Regions from separate parts of the Homo sapiens genome. Here region 1 is linked to region 2. Evidence: read pairs that join two places in POLR2A ChIA-PET (ENCODE). Cell type or tissue: K562. All regions are shown on one strand. Links, peaks and the distances in the headings refer to the core of each region. The heading gives the core; the rest is flanking DNA.

Evidence for each region. Peaks named below come from ENCODE experiments on the same cell type or tissue, not always from the same donor. Only the 100,000 strongest peaks of a DNase experiment are listed, where the experiment ranks them.
Region 1: POLR2A ChIA-PET joins it to region 2 with 5 read pairs; 9 of 35 experiments call an interaction of 5 or more read pairs at or near these places.

What each region holds. Positions count from the first base shown.
Region 1 is chr3:129,563,628-129,566,528 of GRCh38, forward strand. It overlaps PLXND1 (plexin D1), which reads right to left. Exons shown (of 36, transcript NM_015103.3): 23 at 2,900-2,901; 24 at 2,260-2,390; 25 at 1,713-1,911. Among named protein-coding and RNA genes, the nearest start is that of H1-8, 22 kb to the left of the region's middle. In K562, for the core only: no CTCF peak of the experiment used is centred there; no DNase peak of the experiment used is centred there.
Region 2 is chr3:129,311,047-129,313,947 of GRCh38, forward strand. No RefSeq gene overlaps it. Among named protein-coding and RNA genes, the nearest start is that of H1-10-AS1, 3.8 kb to the right of the region's middle. In K562, for the core only: no CTCF peak of the experiment used is centred there; a DNase peak (open chromatin) is centred at 1,735.

The sequences.
Region 1 (2,901 bases), core at 131-2,630, 250 kb after region 2:
CCCCAAGTGTGAGTTTAGGTGGACCCGAAACACCGATGTGGCCTCGACCCCACTTGCAGGCTGATGACTATGGAGTCTCAGGAGGAATGGGGCTCAATGTCCCTGCTCTTGCCCATCTCCAAGGGTGGCCCTCCAGGCAGTGGCTCTGCTGGACCCACAGCCATGAGCTGATTCTCAAGGCCATTGCCCAGCAAGGGACCCAGGTGTTCCACTGGGATAGTTTTACTTAACTATCCACAAAAATTGATTTAAAGAAAAATTAAGTACATAATAGTATTAGGCAGATTTGGCAAAGATTACGAAGGCAGCCTGCCAGCCCAAGTCCTGGTCCAATTCTCCAGGTCTGGGGCGTGGGAGGCACTGATTCCCTGCTTCCTAGAGGAGGAAACAGGCTCATAGGGGAAGGCCTGGCTGAGGCCACAGAAAGAAGCCAGGGGAGTGAGGTCCAGGGTCCACAGTGGCCCTTGTGGTTCCTGATGGCCCACAGTGAGGCAGCCCGCAGAAGGCGGAGGCACCCCAATGGCCCCTCCCAGGCCCTGCCTCTGCTCCACCCCACTACCCCCTTCCCCCAGGAGGAGCCGTGGGGCTCCCCCAGGCTACTTGGCCCTCAAGCCCCAGGCTCAGGGGCAGAGGCCCCATTTGACAGAAGGAAACCAAGGCCCACAGAGGGCAATGAGTAGCCCAGAGTCACACAGCTGGGCTGTGCCAAAGATTGGACTCAAGCCCAGGACATCTTGGCTGGGTGCAGTGGCTCACCCCTGTAATCCCAGCACTTTGGGAGGCCAAAGCGGGAGGATTGCTTGAGCTCAGGAGTTTGGGACCAGCCTGTGCAACAAAGCAAGACCCCCATCTCTTCAAAAATTAATAACAAAAAACAGAACATCCGAGGCCCCGGTTCTGGGCTCCAGGCAGGCCTTTGCCTTTCTCCCACAATCCTCCAGGCAGCCCTCTAGCCTCTGCCACCATAGGGCAGCTGGACAGTGGGACAGGACAAGAGGCTAAGCAACCCTTGCTCTGCGAAGAGAGCTTATGGGGGTCCTTCTGGCAGAGTGCAGGAGGCCCTGGTTACCGGGCCCACCCTCTTCCCAGCCTCCGCTCTCATCCAGAAGATTCTTTGGCCTTCCTTCTATTCCTTCCACGAACATCCCCTCCTCCCGGCCTCTGCCCTTGTGCTGTACCCGATGCCTGGAGCACCCTCCCCACCACTCCTCGCCTGGCTCACTCTCTTAGGTCTCAGCACAGGGTTGCCTGCTCCAGGAAGCCACCTTGAAGCCTTCAGACAGAGGGAGGCCTCGTGAGCTGAGCTCTGCTGCGAGGCACTGGCCACCCTGTATTTTGTTTCCACGTCTCGCCTAGCCTAGGGCTGGGAGAGCCTCAAGGGCCAGCCAGGGGCTGATTTCATCTCCTGAATCCAGAGCAGGGAAGGGTGGATGACTGAGAAAACCACAGATGGGACAAGGCCCCTGACACAACCTCTGTTATGCCCCAAGCATCCGTTGAGCCCTTGCAGCAAGCCAGCCAGGCTTCCCCGGGGCCATGGCTCCCCTCTCTGCATAACAGGTCCTACGGGCCTGGCCTGTCTCATGCAACACTCCCTCCTGGCAGAGCTGGCCTGAGGGTGCCAGGGAAGGCCTGGGAGGCCGTGGGGTCACTGCCGCTGAGTCCCTGCCACGTCCCCCGCCTGGGCTCTGTCTGTCCCCAGGCAGCCTCACCCGCAGACAGCTGTACATGCAGATGGACATCCAGTTGGTGAGCATCTTCTCCACCACAGACTCTGTGCGCCGCAGCATGAGCTTGGGGTTCTTGGCGGCCGAGGCGTCAATGAGGTCCACCAGCAGCTCCTTCATGATGCTGGTGTAGTACTCCAGCTTGCCGTGCAGCGCGATGGTCAGCAGCGAGGCCAGGCTGCACCTGTGAGCGGGAGGCAGGTGTCAACTGCACCTTGAGGCCCTAGGAGCTGTGGGTCCCAGGGTCTCAGTGCCGCCTCATCCCCGGGCCCATCGATCCCAGGAGTGCCTGTGTGGGTGGGTCCTGCGAGGGGTGAGTGGGGCTAGAATCCTCCTGGAGAAACAGCCACCTTCTTCTACGTCCACAGCAACCATCGTGCCCCGTGAGCCAAGGTCTTGGGCATCCCGGCCCAGGAAGGGCTGGAATATGGGGGTGTCAAGAGCCCCAGAGCCCCAGGACCCAGGACCTGATGCTGTGTGGCCTTGGACAGGCTCCTCTTCCCTACCCCACCCCAGTCTGTCACAGCCTGACCTGTCGCGCACCGCAAAGTCCTTCTGCTGCTCCAGCGCGTGGACAAAGACGATGAGGAAGTGCTTGTTGTTGAGTAGTGAGGAGAACAAGCTAATTCCCTCTTCCATGTTGGGCCGGCAGCTCTCAGGAATCTGTGGAAGCAACTGGTGATGGGGTGTCCAGAGGGGCCCAGTGTCCCTGCCTAGCCTAACAGCCAGTGCTTACGACGGCTGCTTGTATGCCTCCTGGGATGGGGAGCTCATTACCTTCCACGGTGGATGCCTCCTAACCTTTGTGACAGGGAACAATAGCTTGGTTGAATTGAAAAGTGGGGCTCAGAGAAGGGTAAGGGTGCCTGGAGGTAACCTGGCATCCCAGTGTGGAGGACTCTCACCTTCCATTTTCTAAGCAGGTTGAGTGGGGTGTACAGGGGGGCCCAATCCTCTGTCTGCTCTACCTGGCCTGCGGGGGCAGCACTTATAATACCCTGAATGGCTGCCTGAATGCCTCCTGGGATGGAGGGCTCAGTACCTTACAATGGCAGATGCCTCCCAACTCCGCATGACAGGGATCAATGCATTAGATGAACTGGAAAGGGGACCCAGGGGGGAGCAGGGTTGCCCTGAAGCAGCCCACTGTGTGTGGGTCGTGGGGTACTCACCT
Region 2 (2,901 bases), core at 297-2,796:
CTGGGCCACATCACCCAAGATCTGATGACTGGGACAGTGAGATAGCAGTACCCCTTGTGCTAAGAGCTCAGACCCTTCCCAACAGTCCCTGTGCTCAGCTCCAAGCCCTGCCCTGGCAGACAGACAGCTTTAGACCAGGTTGGTCTAGGGACATTGACTGAGTGGAGATCCCTTTCTACCAGTCACTAAGGCTACACACCCTGGGATGGGGCCTTTGCAGTGTCTGCAGAGCTGTCCTGGGGCCAGGGAGAAGGCAGATTGGGGGACCCAGAAGGCAGAGGTGAGATGTTGAGGCTCACAGGGAGGAGGCAACATCGCAAGCAGAGTAGCCCTGGCGACAGATAGGGTGCTAACCCCAGGGGGATTCAAGGGATTGGGGGTGCAGAGGCTGGAGGTCTTGGCCAGAGACAGTGTGATCAGACTCTGCCTAGTTAGCAGATGAATGATTTTTAAGTCTTTCTTAGCACCATTTACGTATGAGGAAACTGAGACTTGGGGAGAACAATCTTGCTTGCCCCAGACCCAAAGATCATAGTGGAGATAGGCCCACTATGGTAGCTTCTAGCAGGGGCCTGCTCCCACCTGCCCCCTCCTAATATTTAATACTAATCCACACTGGGCTGCAGAGGAGAGCTCAAGCCTGGGCTGTCTTGCACACAAGTCCTTTGCCTCCTTGCTGTACCAGGGTCACCTCCTCTAGAAAGCCCTTCTCCTTAGCCTCACAGTGTTAAGTGCCTTCAATGTTCAACTGGAATTGAGGCTTCTTGAAGCCAAGTCCAGGAGACACAGTAAATAAATGGTGGATCCTGGACTCCCCAGCCCACTGTAGGAGCTGAGCATCAGGGCAGAAAAATACAGGCTTTGGAGCTACATAGAGCAGGTTTGAATCTTGACCTGGCTGTTGGCCTCCCAGAGTCTCAGCAACTGCATCAGTAAATCTGGCTCTTGAACACCCTTTTTCAAGATTGGGGTTGTTTTGAGGTTGAGATCAGGCCTGTGAGTCCTCAGAGCACCAGGCACAGTGAGTACTCAGGTGTGGTTGGTTGTGGTCATATGGCATCAACTTAGGGTCACCTCTCAGGGATGTGGTGACCTACTCTGTGAACCCCACAGTAGCACAGGTCGCATAAAGTCAGAAAGCCACCCAGCTGAAGGGGCCAAGTGAGCAAGCTGGGAAAAAGGGAGGGGAAGGGCCTATGGGCAGAGAATGGGACACTAGAAGGGTGGTTCAGAGGAAGAGCAATTTGAAAGGACGACAAGGTCCAGGATGGGCATGTGGGGAGGGTTAGGTGAGTCACTCCTTTGAGTGAGAGACCAGGATGCAAGCAACAGAAACCCCAAACTAATGTATGCAAAAAGCAATGTATAGGCTCATAGGATAGTCAGGGCTATCCAAGCTGCAGGCATGGCTTGATCCAGAAGCTCCATTAATGTCATTAAGCATCTGTCCATTTCCTGGCTCCAATTTTCTCTATCTTGGCTCCTTATTCAGGGGGGCTTTCCCTATATGTTGACAAAGATAGTCACTGGCAACTCTGGACCCATGTCCCTAAAATTTAGTGATCCTAGCAAAAGAGCACCTCTTTCTCAGCAGTTCCAGGGAATTCTGTCCCAGGATTGACTTTCATTGAACTCACTGGATCAACAACCCATTTCTGACCTAATCAGTGTGGCCAAGTGAATAACAGACTGAACACTTATTGGCCAGGTCTTGAGTCATGTGACCACCCTGGGGCTGGGTTCCCAAGGGAAGCTCACAATATTATCAGCAAAGTGGATGGCCTGTCTCACTGAGGGCTGGTCTACTGGGTGCCTTTTAAGTGCTCTTGGAGGGTGCAAGCCTCAGGGTGGGGAAGACAGCAAGCTGGGGCCCATGCCAAGGAATGAAGAGTGGGTGACAAGAGGCAGGGGTGGGAGGTAGCACCAGAGGAGGCAGCCACTAGTGGAGGCAGGTGGTGTGAACAGCAAAGGATAGATTTTGGTGAGAAATATGGAAAGGCAATGAGGAATAAGGACAGCCCAAAGCACACTTTGGGGCACTGGATTTAGCTGGCCAGCAGCACCATCTCTTTAGAATCCTGGGTATGCCAAGGCCTCTCCTGGACCCTAGCTCCTGGTGGCCTATTGGCTGGCCCTGCAAGGAGTATGGGACAGGCCTGGGCTGGCACTTGGACATGATGAGATGGCCTCAAAGGACAGATGGTCAGCAAGGTGGAGGCCTTGGTTAGGGAGAAAGGTTCAAGGAGGGATGAAACTCAGTGTTCATGGAGCACTTGAACAGGCAGGCAGGAAGGAGCAGTGTCCACAGAGGACAAATGTCTGAGGCCTTGGTGCCCATGGCCCCTGCTGCAGCCCTCCTCAGCCCTCTCTGAACCCCAGAACCACCTGGGGATCTGGTCAGAAGGCTGATTCCCAGGCCTAGCCCCAGAGATTCAGATTTGGACAACTGGGACATGATCTGGCAGCAGGTGTGGAGCTGCCAGCCTAGGCCTACCTGCCTCCTAGGTGCCCACAGGCCCCCAGACCCCAAACAGCCACAGCCATGTGTGTCCTGATGATAGTACCTCTGCCCTCATCATTCACCATCTCCACACTAGCCAGGGAGCTTGGGCAGGGCAGGCACCTGGACTGGTTTTGTCTACTGCTGTGTCCTCAGAGCTTGGCCCAGGACAGGGCAGGTAGGACTCCCACTGGCACCTGGCTCTGCAGTTCAGTGAGGCAGGAAGCAGCAGGGAGGAAGCCACAATGGGTTATGAAGATTTGCAGAGGGAATGGAGTGGCAACTCACCCAGGCGGCAGAGAGGTCTGCCAGGCCCAGATCAGGGGTAGCAGCAGGCCTGGGCTCCTCTCCAGCAATGCTCCCTCCTCTCCAGTCTATGGCCAGGAGGTCCTGCCTCCACC